Regions from separate parts of the Homo sapiens genome. Here region 1 is linked to region 2. The links are chromatin loops, found by intact Hi-C in ENCODE. Cell type or tissue: breast epithelium. All regions are shown on one strand.

Region 1 (8,000 bases), 59 kb after region 2:
AGTGCTGGGATTACAGGTGTGAGCCACCGCGCCTGGCCTGATGTCTCTTCAGGACTGATTATTCTCTCTGCAAAGAATCATTGAGCTGAAACAAACTTGGAAAATTATCTAGGCTGACACTCACATTTAATGCATGGGAAACTGAGGCCCAGAGAGTCAAATGAGCTTTCTGAGTTTATGGAGTTTCCCCTGACAGCTGAGGGGCTTTTAATTTCCAATCTAGTGCTCTTTCCCTGAGTATACAGTATAATTGTTAAAAGCCAATTCCTGGCTATTTGGCCCTGAACAAATTACTTTTCTTCTTTAAAAAGAAAAATATTTGCTGGGCGTGGTGGCTCACGCCTGTAATCTCAGCACTTTGGGAGGCCGAGGTGGGCGGATCACGAGGTCAGGAGATCGAGACCATCCTGGCTAACACGGTAAAACCCCGTCTCTACTAAAAATATAAAAAATTAGCCAGGCATGGTGGCGGGCACCTGTAGTCTCAGCTACTCGGGAGGCTGAGGCAGGAGAATGGCGTGAACCCGGGAGGCGGAGCTTGCAGTGAGCCAAGATTGCGCCATTGCACTCCAGCCTGGGCAACAGAGCAAGACTCCATCTCAAAAAAATGTATATATTTTTTGGTAGAGAAGGGGTCTTGCCTATGTTGCCCGGGCTGGTCTCAAACTGCTGTCCTCAAGTGATCCTCCCACCTCGGCCTCCTAAAGTGCTGTGCCCAGCTGACCCTGAACAAATTACTTAACCTTTCTGTTCCTCAATTTTCTATTTAAAAATGGGCCTGGGCCAGGTGTGGTGGCTCATACCTGTAATCCCAGCACTTTGGGAGGCTGAGGTTGGAAGGATCGTTTGTGCCCAGGAGTCCAAGACCAGTCCTGGCGACATAGGAAGACCCTGTCTCTACAAAAAAAAAATTTTTTTAATTAGCTGGGCATGGTGGCACATGCCTGTATTCCCAGCTACTGAGAAGGCTGATGTGGGAGAATTGCTTGAGCCTGGGAGATGCAGGCTGCAGTGAGCCATGGTAGCAGCATTGCACTCTAGCCTGGGTGACAGCAAGATCCTGTCTCAAAACAAAACAAAAACCCAAAAACCAAAAATGGTTCTAATAATAGTACCTTTCTCATGGACTTGTCAGGAGGATAAGATGTAAAGTGTTAGTTCCTGCAGCATAATAAAAGCTAGATAAGTGTTTGCTGTTATTTTATTTTAAAATTTTATTTTAGATTCGCGGGGTACATGTGCAGCTGTGTAGTGGTGGGGTTGGGCATCTAGTGTACCCATCACCCAAATAGTAATCATCGTACCCAATAGGTAAATTTTCAACCCTCACCCTGTTTGCTGTTACTATTACTGATCCAGTTAACTATAGGCTCTGGAGTGAAGGCCCCCTCACGTTTTTTTCTCGTTTTGGTTTCTAAAATAGGAAGTATAATCTGCCTTACCTGAGATGCTGTTGATGAGTTGTGCTTCCAGAATGTAACATCTTGGCTTGGGGATAAACTGGGGCTCTGGGGGATTGAATTGTAGCTGGGCTTCTTAATAACTCTACTTGGAGAAGTCACTCATATTCCTCAAGCCTCATTTTCTTACCTGTCAAATAGGATGATGATGCCAAACTTGCAAGCTGTTTTTTTTTTTTTTTTTTTGAGATGGTGTCTTGCTCTGTCACCCAGGCTGGAGTGCAGTGGCGCCATCTCGGCTCACTGCAAGCTCAGCCTCCCGGATTCACGCCATTATCCTGCCTCAGCCTCCCGAGTAGCTGGGACTACAGGCACCCGCCACCACGCCCGGCTAATTTTTTGTATTTTTAGTAGAGATGGGGTTTCACCGTGTTAGCCAGGATGGTCTCGATCTCCTGACCTTGTGATCCGCCCGCCTCGGCCTCCCAAAGTGCTGGGATTACAGGTGTGAGCCACCGTGCCCAGCCAAACTTGGAAGGTTTTTTTTAAGGAAGAAAGAGAATATATGCAGCTCAGTAAGTAGCAGCTGGTATGAGGTTTTTTTTGTTTTTTTTTTTTTTTGAGACAGAGTCTCGCTCTGTGCCTAGGCTGGAGTGCAGTGGCACGATCTCGGCTCACTGCAGCCTCTGCCTCCTGGGTTCAAGTGATTCTCCTGCCTCTACCTCCTGAGTAGCTGGGACTGCAAGTACATGACATCACGCCCTGCTAATTTTTGTATTTTTAGTAAAGACGGAGTTTCGCCATGTTGGCCAGGCTGGTCCCGAACTCCTGACCTCAGGTGATCCACCTGCCTCAACCTCCCGAAGTGCTGAGATTGTAGGCGTGAGCCACTGCGCCCGGCCTGGAAAGTCTTTTGACATACTTTAGATATCCCATATTGTGATATCTCATAGTGTTTTCGTTTTTGTTTTTGAGACAGAGTCTCGCCCAGGCTGGAGTACAATGGCATGATCTTGGCTCACTGCAACCTCTGCCTCCCTGGTACAAGCAATTCTCCTGCCTCAGCCGCCGGAGTAGCTGGGATTACAGGCACCCCCCACCACGCCCGGCTAATTTTTTGTATTTTTATTAAAGATGGGGTTTCACTATGTTGGCCAGGCTAGTCTCGAACTCCTGACCTCATGATCCGCCCGCCTCGGCCTCCCAAAGTGCTGGGATTACAGGCGTGAGCCACTGTGCCCGGCCTCATAGTGTTTTCATATTCCGTATTCCCATTGACTTCCAGAAATGTGGAATAGCTCCAAAACAGGCATTGCCAGCCAAGTCTGGGCTCCTCTGGTGCCTTGAATTTTGTGTGGTTCCTGTGGTTGTGATCTTACTTTCATGTACTTTAATGGAGAATTCGTACCTGCAGGTGGGCTTTGGACATTTTATAGTTAAGATAGGTGCAGTGCTGTGTTTGGGCAGCTGTGATGGCTAAGTGGGTGATAAAGAAAGGAAGATGCTTCAGGGGCAGGGAGTTCTGAATTCATAAGGCTGAGTGTGGTGTGCCAGTCAGTAGAGGTGATGGGATTCCAGTGCGTACATCCTCTGGGGGTTGTGTCAAAGGTCACTGAAAGGTATTGATACGGGAGCTCTTTAAAGGCTTAGAGTTTGCTGACTCTAGTCCTTTCAGAATGTAGTGCTCTCTAGGGAATGTGATTTCACAGATCAGTCAAGGAGTTTAACTGTTTTTTACTTAAATTTCATTTAGAAACAGATACCTTAACACTTAGGCATTTGTGGGTTTAGAAAAACAGTGTTGGGCTGAAGCCTGCTTCACCCGGTTTTTTTTTGTTTGTTTGGAGACAGAGTTTCGCTCTCACTGCCCAGGCTGTAGTGCAATGGCACGATCTTGGCTCACTGCAACCTCCGCCTCCCAGGTTCAAGCGATTCTCCTGCCTCAGCCTCCCGAGTAGCTGGGATTACAGGCACCCACCACCATGCCCAGCTAATTTTTTTGTAGTTTTAGTACAGACGGGATTTCACCATGTTGGTCAGGCTAGTCTCGAACTCCTGACCTCAGGTGATCCATATGCCTTGGCATCCCAAAGTGCTGGGATTACAGGTGTGAGCCACCATTCCTGCCTCAATCTGTTTGATCAGCTGAGAGTATCCCCCCTGCTCAGATGAGGCAGGCAGGACTCCTGGGGCGGGGTGGGGCGTGTTGAGCCGTAGTCTTCTCGAAGGACCTAGGGTCACCCAGTGGTTTTGAAGGCGCAATTGGTAGATAAGAGGAATGGGGTCCCATGGGAGCCTAGTGAGGAGTCAGCTCAGAAATTACAGCAACAGGAAAAATGCCTAAGGGCAGGAACTAAATAACAGAAGACATGAGTGTTTATAACAAAGTACAGAAGAGACAGAAAAGGTAGAAAAAGAATAAAGAGAGAGCAGAGAGGGACAAGAAGTTTACAAAGTGCCGAGGCGGATTAGGACAGCTTGGGGAGGCAGGAAACGGGCCTTGTGGTTGGGGGGTGGGCCGTGTGGCCACAGTTGTTAATCTCAGCCTGAAAGACTTTGTTCCTGCACCTTCTCTAGTCATGCTGGGGCAGATACAGGGTTGGCTTTTCTCTGTGCAGTAACTGAGACTGGGCCTTCCTCCCTGTGATTCTGAGGGAGGAACAGCAGTGCCCTGGCAGGAGTGCTGTAACCAATTCCGTACACGTCCTGTCCTCTTCTCAGGTTGAATGTCTCCATTGAATGTAAGCGAGTGTCTGGACTGGAGCCAGCCACCGTGGATTGGGCCTTCGACCTGACCAAAACGAATATGCAAACCATGTAAGCTTGTCCCAACCAGGGGAGCCTAGTTCCTCTCGCAGCTTTCCCGTCTGACTGCTCCCAAATTCCCCAGGTATGAGCAGAGCGAGTGGGGCTGGAAGGACCGAGAGAAACGGGAGGAAATGACAGATGACCGAGCCTGGTACCTCATCGCGTGGGAAAACAGCTCCGTCCCTGTTGCCTTTTCTCACTTCCGGTTTGACGTGGAGTGTGGGGATGAAGTCCTGTACTGGTAGGAGCCATGGCTTGGGGGAGGTAGGGGAGAGAGACCCTGGCGATGTTCCAGGCACTCCAGCCAGGTGACAAAGCCCCTGGACCTACCTAGGTCTATGAGCTGCCAAGGACTGCAAGCTCCTCTGCCAGACCTTACAGCCTCTTCATGTCCCATCCTGCACGCTCACCTCTCTGCTTTCTTCACCTAGCTATGAAGTGCAGTTGGAAAGCAAGGTGCGGCGGAAAGGCCTGGGGAAGTTCCTCATACAGATCCTGCAGCTCATGGCCAACAGGTAAGGCCTCCCTTCTTAGGAGGCCCATATAGCACTCAGTTGGAAGGAGCTGTCACTGAGGCACTTGCCATTCTTTGAGCCTTGTTGGAGGAGGAGGCTCATAGGCATGTTTTGGGAGAAAGGTGTCTTAGAACCCTCTCAGTAAGATGCTCCCTGCCTTATTATGACTCCAGATTTTGTTTGTTTAGCTCAGTGCAGTGAACATCTTTTTTTTTTTTTTTTTTTTGAGACAGAGTTTCACTCTTGTTGCCCGGGCTGGAGTGCAATGGTGCCATCTTGGCTCACTGCAGCCTCCACGTACCGGGTTTAAGCAATTCTTCTGCTCAGCCTCCCAAGTGGCTGGGATTACAGGCGCGCACTGCCATGCCTGGCTAATTTTTGTATTTTTAGTAGAGACGGGGTTTCTCCATGTTAAGGCTGGTCTCGAACTCCTGACCTCAGGTGATCTACCTACCTCAGCCTCCCAAAGTGCTGGGATTACAGGCATGAGCCACCACACCTGGCCAGTGAGCATCTTTTGAGTTTCTAATCTCTGCCACCTTCTGTACCGAAGTAATGGTGCTACAGAGAGGAAGTGGGAAACATCCTTGCTCTGGAAGAAGCCAGTCTGGTCAGGGCCGATGCCTGTGCAGTCTGATCAGCCTGTGATGGGGGAAGCAGTGAGTGCTGTGTGGGGGTCCAAGACCTCCAGAGGCTAGAGGCCAAATTCAGGAACACTCGTGTGGGTGAAAGGGAGGTAACAGACAAAGGCAGAAAGGAAAGGAAGCATGACCTTAGTCTCTGTGTCTTTTCTTTTTTGAGACAGGGTCTCACCCTGTCACCCAGGCTGGAGTGCAGTGGTGTGATCGTATCTCACTGCAGCCTCTACCTCCCAGGCTCAAGTGATCCTCTAGCCTCAGCCTCTGGAGTAGCTGGGACTAAAGGCACATGCCACTATACTGGGCTGATTTTTTTAAATTTTTAAATGTTTTGTAGAAATGGGGTCCCACTATGTTTTCCAGGCTGGTCTCTAACTCCTGGGCTCAAATGATCCTCCCACCTTTGCCCCTCAAAGTGCTGGGATTACAGGTGCATGCCACCATGCCTGGCCATGTTTCTCTTTCTAAAAGGCGTTTGCTCTGCTTTCTTCCAGCACACAGATGAAGAAGGTTATGTTAACAGTATTTAAACACAATCATGGTGCCTACCAGTTCTTCAGAGAAGCGTTGCAGTAAGGAGCTGGGTGTGGGCCCTTCTGGGTGGTAGGTGGGCCTGCCCAGGGCCATTTTTCTGGTCCTGGCCCTCACTCATTCTGATGCCTGAGCTCATGGTCCAGTGGTCCATGGGGGTTCAGGTTCAGGGAGATGGTATGGCAGTGCTCTCTGATTTGGTCCACTGTCCACCTCCTGCACCCTCATCCTAAGGGTCTCATCAGTGTGGCTGGTAGAAGAGTTCTCGGGCCAGGGAGGAAGGCACTCAGCTGCCTGCCACCAACCCTTTTCTCCTGCCTGCCTTGCAGATTTGAAATTGATGACTCTTCCCCCAGCATGTCCGGTTGCTGTGGGGAGGATTGCTCCTATGAGATCCTGAGCCGGAGGACCAAGTTTGGGGACAGCCATCACTCCCACGCGGGTGGGCACTGTGGTGGCTGCTGCCACTGAACTCTCAGAGCCACTTTCAAGTCACAATGCTCTCTCCTAAGGCCTTTCCTCTTTCCTGGTCTCACTGTTCACCGGGTGTCCTCAGAGCTGTGGCCTCCCCAGCCCTGCACGTGCCAGGCTGCGCCCTGAGAGCACAGAACCCTGGGGAGAAGTGGTATCAGCTGCTCCTCCTCTCCTAGGAGACCAGAGTGCTAGAAGGGAATGAAAGGGAGAGGGAAGAGTAGGTGGGGCCGGGCAGTGAAGCTCATCCTCCACAGTGGCTGCCTCCTCATTTGGCTCCTGGGGCCTGCAGTGGAGGTTCTCGCACCTCTGCAGCCCCTAGATTCCTGGCAACCTCCCCTCCCCTGACACATACACACTTGGACAAATGGAATGTTTATGTCCACCTTTATGAAAGTTCTGGAGTCCTGGGTCTGGGGTTTGCTGGTCCCCAAAGAGGAACACACTGGGTGTAAGATCTGGGTGTAGAGGGCGGCTTCAGAGAGACTCACGCTTGCGCAGTTGGAATTGCTGTTAACGGAGACTGGGAAGATCTTTTGTGCCAAGATGCAGGGAAATGAAGAAAGCTCTTTCCAGCTGTTTTTATGGATTCATGGAGTGGGCTCATGTTGGGACCAGCTGACTCTGGGAGGAAGACTGCCTCTCCATCGCTGTCAGAGAGCCTGAAAGGACCAACAATGAGGTGTTCTTGGGACCCGCCATGGGGATGATTGCTTCTCTAGGCTCCTGGATGTTGCTGCATTCTAAGCTTAACCTCCTGGTCTCATGGCAGTGACTTGAGCTTTTGATTCATAGAAGAAAGCCAGAGGTTCTGCTTGTTCTTGTCTGCCAGCCCTCGTCGTTCTTTCTCCTCTGCCTCTCACCTCTACCCCAAATACCTCTGTTCTTAGTCTCAAGGGGAGAATAACATCAGGGAGCCCCTCATCTTCCCCAGAAGGACTTCTCGTTCCTCATGTAGTTAACTCCATTGATTTTCCTATCTTGGTGCTGATAGCTCTCTAAGGGTAGGGCACACCTCCCCACAGCCACCCTCCCTCTTCAGAGAGCCCCCAGCCAGCAGCAGGCCCCTCTGCCTGCACTCCTCAGGCTTGCCCCTCGCTGCCTCAGTGAGGCACTAGTGCCACTGCCGTGGCCCAGCCGGGCCATAGCTCAGGCTGCAGCAGAAATGCCTCTCAGTGGCCAACAGTTGCTTTTCTCTCTGGTGTCACCCTGTGGCAACAGGCTGGAGCAGGGGAAGGAGAAAGCCTTCCTCTTCTCTCATAGGATAGAAAGGCAGGCTCAGAACTAATGCTCATCCTGATCTCTAGGCCTTGTTCCTCTTCCAGGGAAGAAAAGCCAAATCCTTATCAAGGAAAAAGCACCTAACAGCTCCCTTTGGATATCCCTGAGCTCTGCTGTGGGGAGTATCATAAAGGTTCTAGCCTTCGTGAAGTTGTTCTCGTGGAGGTCTGTTGGTCCCTCTGACCTCAGCATCTGCTCACATCCCACCCTCTGCCCAACTCTGGCAGTCTCTCCTGGCAGATCTCCCCAGAGTGGTCCTTGCTTCTCACCTGGATTCCTGCTTGTGCAGGAGCCTGTGTACACAGGGCCTCCCTCACCCAGCCTGGCCCCTCTGCTGAGCACTTTGCGCTGCTCTT
Region 2 (8,000 bases):
TGGGAAGGGTGTCCAGATGTGGAAGAGGCATTGACTAGGAAAGGAAGAGGGGGCACATACCAGAAGGGTCTCCCCTGAGAACAAGCAGCTTGACAAGTGGGCGAGGAGGGGCTGGTGGGAGGCAGAGGCCTGAGGCCTCAGAGAGGATGCTCCCGTGCTACAGTGAGGGGGAGCCTAGGATCTGGGGCCATTGCCCAGGACTGGTGCCCAAGGGACACTTTTCTCCCCCAACTCTATAGTGCCTGGCTTACTCTGCTTCTGGCCAGGGAATATCACCCCTCCTGGTTTGGCTCCTTCTCAGCCCTCGGGAAGCCAAAGGACACTTGAAGCCAGCCCTGAATGCAGAGCCCCAAAGCATGAGCTTCTCCATGGGACAACTGTTGGTAGGAGCCTCCAGCATTAGGGCAGGGGCCCTGCCTACCTGAGTCAGCGCCAGGCCTCTCGGGGTGGAGGCTGTCTTCCGGGCAAGCCTGACAACACACCTAGGCCGAGTCTGAGATCCCAGGCGGAAGGGGCCTGACAGGCCCAGTGGATGCAAAACTATCTTTTTATTTTCTCCTCCATGTCCTGCCTTCTCTCTTCCTCTCAGTAGCAGACCCCAAAGCTGTTTCAGCCCTACTTCTGAATCAGGCCTGCTTAGTAACTACTTGGTTTGCCTTTTGGTTCCAAATAACTGCCTTGCAGGGTGACCCCTTATTCTTTCTAAAGGCTACTTGAGAGCCATAGGGTCTACTCTTGACAGACCTCCTCCATCCTTTAGGGCCTGTCTAGAGTATGATATAGGCCAGAGCTTTGGGAGTGCCTGGTGTGCCACGTCTTACTATAAGCAGGGAGGATGGTGGTAGAGGGGAGAGCGTGGCTTTTGCCAGGTCCTATTGAGTTGGCCCAGCAGGGCAGCTAATCCTCAGCCTGCCATCCTGTTGGTGAGACCCAGGGCCAAGCTGAATGGTGCAGCCAGAACCAAAAAAGAGAAACTCTCTCTCCATATTAGCCACTGCATACTCTTACCTCTTTATCCTTCAGGGAAGAAGCTAGGTGAGGAAGTTGCCTCACTTGGGGCCTTGGCCCAAGAAGCATTTCTGTTGGAGACTCTCTCCTCTCTTTTCCCTTTTTCTTTTCTCTGCTTCCTTCCAGTGGCTTGCCTCCTTACCCTGGCTCACATCCCTGCTGTGGGAAACATCTTACAGCATAGAAGAAGGGGTGCAGGGGTAAGTAAGGGAAGGATTGAGCACTTGGAGTCCTCTGAGTTGGATGGTTCAGTCCCGAAAAGGGGGTTGGTGACTTTGGAGCAGGGGATCAAAGAGCAAGCACCAGTGCTTGTTGCTTCTCTGGCTCCTGAACAAGCAGAACCTCCTCTCTTTCCCTGTCCTGGATACCCAGCGTGGGACCAGCCCTTCACAGCCACCCTGTCTTGAGTTCCTGACTCTCCTCCTTCCCTCTTTTGAAGGCTAGAGGTGCTGGTGTCGGCTAGCAACAGGTTGAGGGAGTGTGGCATTTCACCAGGTCTGGAGGAGAGCGGGCACTCAACCTGGCCCCTTCTGCGGAAAGGCCCGTAGCATCTCTTGTCAGCCTTCAGCTGAGCTGTAGCTGGCTTAGCGGGCTCAACTTCGATTTGGAAGGTTGTTTTGACAGTGAGACTTCTGGATTGGCAGACAGTAGTATTTGGGGACATAATGATTGCTCTTATTGAACATCGGATAAGGCATTTTACATGTGCTCTTTCATCTACCTGTGTAAAGTAGGGAATGTTTATTGCCACTTTACAGATAAGGAAATTAAAGCTTGTACGTGGGGGAGCCAGGGCTTGAACCTGATTCTGTTGGACTGCAGAGTTCCTCGGGATCCTCCCTGGCACAGATGTCTGGCAGTATTGGCCACTGGTCGTTTTTTGGGTAGTTCTCTTCCCCATTTGTAATAGTCTCACCTCCTTCTTGACAATGTTGATGTTACACTTGTTTTATTTTGGGGCTTTTTGTGTTTGTTTGTGTGTGTGTGTGTGTTTTCCTTTTTGTGAATGGGGGTCTCACTGTATTGCCTTTTTAAATATATTCTTTTTTTTTTTTCCTTTTTGTGAACAGCAGGTCTTGAACTCTTGGGCTCAAGCTATCCTCCTGCCTCTGCCTCCCTAAGTGCTGCCTGTAAAGGCATGAGCCACTGTGCCTGGCTTGATGATGTTGATGATAATAATAAAGTTAATATGTGCTGAGTAGGTGACAGATTTAGGATTTGAAACCTGGCAGCTTATCTCCGACATCTACAGTCTTAACCAGAAAGGAAGAGAATGAATGGTACAATCTTGCTTGTGGTTGTTAAGCTCCTTGAGGCCCACTTGTGCAGCAGGGCCAGGCAGGGAATGCTGACCTGCTGTGCCACACAGACCAGCCCCTCGGTTCACCAAGAGGGATGGGCAGAGCAGAGCTCAGGATGGGCATGGGATGCCCAGATTTGGTCTCAGTTGGCAAAAGGCCCAAGTCTGCAGGTAGATGCTAAATCCCTGGTCTGGATTTTGAGAACTTAGAGACCGTCACACTTCCTGCTGCCTTGGGCTTATATCCTCGGAGAAACAGGGAGTGACAACAAACTTAGAAGGTGAACTAGAGGTTGCCAAGGAAACTTTCCCACCCATCTTCCTCTCGTAGGAGTTGGGGCAGAAGGAAGGTTTTTTCCTGTTCATTGCCCGTTAGGCAGATGGGTAGGGTTGGAGGCAGTCTAGCAGCACTGAAAGGGAGGATGGGGCTGAGAAAAAGGTAGCCTGAGGAGACCAGGCTTTCAGTACCCTGCTGGACAGGGCTAGGGTACCCTTCAGGAGGCTGGCCCAATCAGGTGCCAGCAGGGCCTAGAAATGCCCTTCTCTCCAAGGGGTGTGAACCCTAGAGTTCCTTTGGAAGGGAAAAAAGCAGGTATTTAAAAATCCACTTGTCTTGCAGACACTGTTTGAGGACCAACCAGGCTTAGGTGAGCTACAGGGTGCGTGGAGAACAGAGCACCAGAGAGCTCTGTGGGCTGGAATGAGCAGACAATAAGAGCTGGGGGGCTTCATGGAGATGCAAAGGTTGATGAGGAAGAGAGAAGGAAGTTAAAAGGGCCTCTTCTGGGATGTGAGGAGCCTCCCCCTTCAAACATCTACCAAATGCATGGGATCTTCCTCCTCCAAGGTCCAACCCCATGTGTTTCTGGGATCTGGTCAAACAGCTCACCAAAAGACAGCCTGCAGCTACCATGCAAAGGCCCTACGTGGGCACAGTGAAGAAGGGGAAATGTCAGAATCAGGATACTGTACTTAACTTGCTGCTGTCGTTTCTGCCTGAAAAGCATCTGGTTGAGCTAGCAAGCTTCTTGTCTAGGAATGCTGGACAGTTCCTTGGGTAGTAGCAAGTCATTCTTTTTTTCTCTGTGGTTTTTGAGTGCTTCACGTACAGCCAGCAGGGGCCATGAAAGGAAGAACTTTCACTCACACTCCTCTGGTCACCCTGCTGCCCTCCAGACTGTTTCCTTGAAGTTTCCAAGGCAGCTCTGGATGGTTCTGGGATGAGGCTCTGGCCTCATATGCTTTGTTGCAGTATGCTGGAGCGATCGCTCCAGATGTTCTTTGTGAGATGTAAACCAGGGCGCTAATCAGGAGTTAGACCAGACTCTGCATTTTTTTTTTTTTTTTTTGAGACAGGGTCTCGCTCTATCACCCAGGCTGGAGTACAATGGCATGATCATGGCTCACTGCAGCCTCGAACTCCTCCTGGGTTCAAGCGATCCTCCCGCCTCATCCTCCAGAGCAGCTGGGACTATAGGTGCATGCCACCACACCCAGTTGATTTCTTAATTTTTTTTTTTTTTTTTTTTTGAGACGGAGTTTCACTCTTGTTGCCCAGGCTGGAGTGCAGTGGTGCGATCTCAGCTCACTGTAACCTCCTCCTCCTGGGTTCAAGCAATTCTCCTGCCTCAGCCTCCCTAGTAGCTGGGATTACAGGCACCTGTAATCCACCATGCCCAGCTAATTTTTTGTATTTTTAGTAGAGACAAGGTTTTACTATGTTGGCCAGGCTGGTCTCGAACTCCTGACCTCAAGCAATCCACCTGCCTCAACCTCCCAAGATTTCTTAATTTCTTAATTTTTTGTAGAGACAGAGTCTCCCTATGTTGCCCAGGCTCGTCTCAAGCTCCTGGCCTCAAGTGATCCTCCTGCCTCAGCCTCCTAAAGTGCTGGGATTTAGGCATGAGCTACCTTGCCTGGCCTAGACTCTGAACAGTTTTAGTGAGATACCATAAGTTTATCCAAGTTTCTTCTGTGTTGTAGCATATATTCTTTTTTACTGCCAACCAATATTCCCCGGTAAGGATATGCTACGTTTGTCTATCCGTTCATCCAGCTGATGGGCATTTGAATTGTTTCCACTTTTTGACTATTATGGATTATGGTGCTGTGAACCTTGGTTACAGGTTTTTTGTGGATTTCTGTTTTCATTTCTCTTTTGTATATACTGAGGAGCGGAATTGCTGGCTCATATAGTCTGTGTTTAGCACTTTGAGGAATGTACACGTCTTCACATAGATGTATGTTTTTTGTCTAGACCATACCCTTTTTGTACAGGTTGAACATCCGTAATCCAAAAGCCAAAATGCTCCAAAATCTAAACTTTTTGAGTGCCAGCATGATGCCACAAGTGGAAAATTCTACACGTAACCCCATATGACAGGTTATAAGCAAAATTCAATCACTTTATTTCATGCACAAAATTATTTTAAAATGTCATGAAATTACCTTCAGGCCATGTATATAATGTACACATGAAAAATAAATGTTTAGACTTGGGTCCCATCCCTGAGATATCTGATTATGTATATGCAAATATTCCAAAATCCAAAACAATTTAAAATCTGCCACGTTTCTGGTCCTAAGCATTTTGGATAAAGGATATTCAACCCGTATTATGTTTATATGCCTCTTCAGTGCTGGTAGTTGTAGCTTCTGCTTCCTCATCCCCTCATTTGAGCCGGGTGGCAGAGCAGGGCAGACTGCTGCCTTGCTCAGACCTAATCGTTCAGTTCTTTCATTGTACAAGTATTCATTGAGCAGCAAACATAAGCCAGTCTCTCTAAGTGCTGGGATGTATCAGTGAATAAAGAATATATGCCTGCTTTCATGTGCTTCCATTTTTACTGGGGGAGATGGCAAATAAATGTAAAGTGATAAATAACAAAGGTTCAGTGGGGCATTCGTAGTTCAGCGGCAGAAATTTCGTCTCCTACGCGGGAGACTCGGGTTCGACTTCGGCCATGCAGTCCTTCCATGCAGGAAGGGCTACTACGTTTCTACCCAACAAAGTTATTATGGCTGGGCGCAGTGGCTCACGCCTGTAATTCCAGCACTTTGGGAGGCCAAGGCGGGCGGATCACCTGAGATCAGGAGTTTGAGACCAGCCTGACCAACATGGAGAAACCCTATCTCTATTGAAAATACAAAATTAGCCAGGCGTGGTGGCGCATGACTGTAATCCCAGCTACTCGGGAGGCTGAGGTGGGAGAATTGCTTGAACCCGGGAGGTGGAGGTTGCGGTGAGCTGAGATCGCACCATTGCACTCCAGCCTGGGCAACAAGAGTAAAGCTCTGTCTCAAAAAAATAAATAAATAAAAAATAAAGGTTCATGTAAGTTTTGGGTGGCGATGAGGGCGTTGAAGCAGTTATGACCATGTAGCTACCATGACTTTGAGATGCAGTCTTCTCGCAGTGTGCACAGGCAGCATGGAGGGAGGCAGGGTACCGGCTCTCCCTCCTGAACCAGACGAGCTGTTGTGTTGCCAATGGAGGTTCAGGGAGCCAGTGATGGGACAGCTCTGCTCCTGAGCTTTGCCACCCACAGGACCTGGGCACTGGACCTTATGATGTGCTTCTCTGGAGTGAAGACTGGCTGTCACCTCAGCCCCCTCTCCTTTCTTCTGCTGCCATATCATTCTTCACATGCCTACCAGCCCCCTGGAATCTGCCCCTGCACCCTCATCCCTTATATATTTTGCAGAGAGCGTTTAGAGGACTGGAAGTGTGGCATGTAATGGTATCTCTGTTTCCACCCCGCAGCCCACCTTGGGACACCTTGACTCCAAGCCCAGCAGTAAGTCCAACATGATTCGGGGCCGCAACTCAGCCACCTCTGCTGATGAGCAGCCCCACATTGGAAACTACCGGCTCCTCAAGACCATTGGCAAGGGTAATTTTGCCAAGGTGAAGTTGGCCCGACACATCCTGACTGGGAAAGAGGTGAGCACTGGGACTGGGGACATGGCAGCACCTCCCAGCCCTGTTGACACTCCAGCAGGTGGTGATGGGACTACTACTGCAGCCAACCTCTTGTTTATCCGGCAGAAATGAGATCTGAGATATAGGGGTGCAAAAAGCTGTGGGATGAAAAGGAGTAAGAAATATAAAGGAGGAAGTAGATTGGAATCCTGGGTTTCGCTGGTCAGAGAAGTGATTTGGGGCCTTTTTGTCTCATCCTCAGGTAGCTGTGAAGATCATTGACAAGACTCAACTGAACTCCTCCAGCCTCCAGAAAGTAAGCACATGGCACCTCCTGTCCCTTTTTTTTTTTTTTTTTTTTTTTTTTTTGAGTCAGAGCCTCACTCTTGTCGCCCAGGCTGGAGTGCAATGGTGTGATCTCGGCTCACTGCAACCTCCGCCTTTTGGTTTCAAGCGATTCTCCCGCCTCAGCCTCCCGAGTAGCTGGGATTATAGGCACCCGCCACCACACCTGGCTAAGTTTTGTATTTTTAGTAGAGATGGGGTTTCACCATGGTAGCCAGGCTGGTCTCGAACTCCTGACCTCAAGTGATCCGCTCGCCTCGGCCTCCCAAAGTGCTAGGATTATAGGCGTGAACCACTGCCCCCAGCCCACCTGTCCCTTTCTAAATCTCTCTTCTGGGGTCAATGATCTACTGACCCCATTTAGACCTTCTCTTGAATTCCTAGTTTAAATTTTCTGGCCATTTCGCTCACCGTCCCCCAACCATTCCCTCCCATGGCTCTGCTACCTTCGGGGCTTTGGTTGGATCATCTGTGGTGACTCCTCCTGAGTGGGCTTCCTGGCCATAGGCACTGGCTCTTGTGAAGTCTTTCTGTTCATTCCCAGCCACTTGGCCTACCTGTCTGACCTACTTCCTGCATCTTGTTATCTTCTGGCTTGTGGCCAGCCCTATGCAAAAACACATGTTTGTAGCCACTACTAGAAACACGTGCAGCTACTTCAAGATCTGGAATGATACAGGGGAGTGGCTTTAGAAATACAAGAATAAGAGGAAGCAGGGAACCTGCCGGTGGGTTCTGTGCCAGCTACCTTTTAGAGAATGAGCTCCAGCTCAAATTTTCTGAACAAAACCTAGTTCTGTTCATCTTGTGGCAAATCAGATATTTTCTCCATAAGCATATTGTGGCAGTTGAGTTAGGAGAAGGCATGATTCGTGCTAACAGAGTCAGATAGTGATACTGGGAACCTTAGGAGTAAGGGCTGAGGATTGTTGTTGAGGGCGATGCTCATGGAATTAGAGTGGATGAGTTGTTCTCCGGACATGCAAATAGCCAGAACCAAGGTGTTTCCTATTTATTGTTACCCCTGGGATCCCTTCAAGGGTTCTTCAGTTCAGTAGAAACATTGTTGTCATCATCAGGGTGTCTCTGCTTGAAGCTTTCCAGGAGGAAGGGAAAAAGGGCTGCTTATGACATCCTGGCTCCAGCCCCACAGAAGAAGTCAGCGTGGGGTAGGCCATTTGGCCTTGGGAGCAGTCTAGCCTGCCATCGTAATAATCGCCAGTCCACCAAGCCATCTTATTCCTGACCTTGTTTTTCTCCCTAATTCTTCTTGGTTTTCTCCCTAATTCTTCCTGACTCTCTGGAAGGCACCAACACCAGACAAATAGAGCCATTTTCAAAACCTTTTGAGACTCTTTGTTACTAAAGCCAGTCTGATTCTGGCCAAAAATGTGATCTCAGCAATGATCCCTGAAAAATGAACAT

Evidence for each region. Peaks named below come from ENCODE experiments on the same cell type or tissue, not always from the same donor. Only the 100,000 strongest peaks of a DNase experiment are listed, where the experiment ranks them.
Region 1: it touches region 2 in a loop (13-fold over the local background); 12 of 110 quality-filtered maps call a loop at or near these places.

Annotation. Positions count from the first base shown.
Region 1 is chr11:63,948,117-63,956,116 of GRCh38, forward strand. NAA40 (N-alpha-acetyltransferase 40, NatD catalytic subunit) reads left to right here. Exons shown (of 8, transcript NM_024771.4): 4 at 4,122-4,217; 5 at 4,291-4,449; 6 at 4,640-4,723; 7 at 5,856-5,933; 8 at 6,222-8,000. The coding sequence ends at 6,363. Among named protein-coding and RNA genes, the nearest start is that of NAA40, 13 kb to the left of the region's middle. In breast epithelium, no CTCF peak of the experiment used is centred here; a DNase peak (open chromatin) is centred at 4,175; H3K4me3 peaks cover 528 bases; H3K27ac peaks cover 1,501 bases.
Region 2 is chr11:63,889,088-63,897,087 of GRCh38, forward strand. MARK2 (microtubule affinity regulating kinase 2) reads left to right here. Exons shown (of 19, transcript NM_001039469.3): 2 at 6,072-6,251; 3 at 6,493-6,546. It also overlaps the pseudogene TRR-CCT9-1. Among named protein-coding and RNA genes, the nearest start is that of RCOR2, 24 kb to the right of the region's middle. In breast epithelium, no CTCF peak of the experiment used is centred here; no DNase peak of the experiment used is centred here; H3K4me3 peaks cover 588 bases; H3K27ac peaks cover 2,360 bases.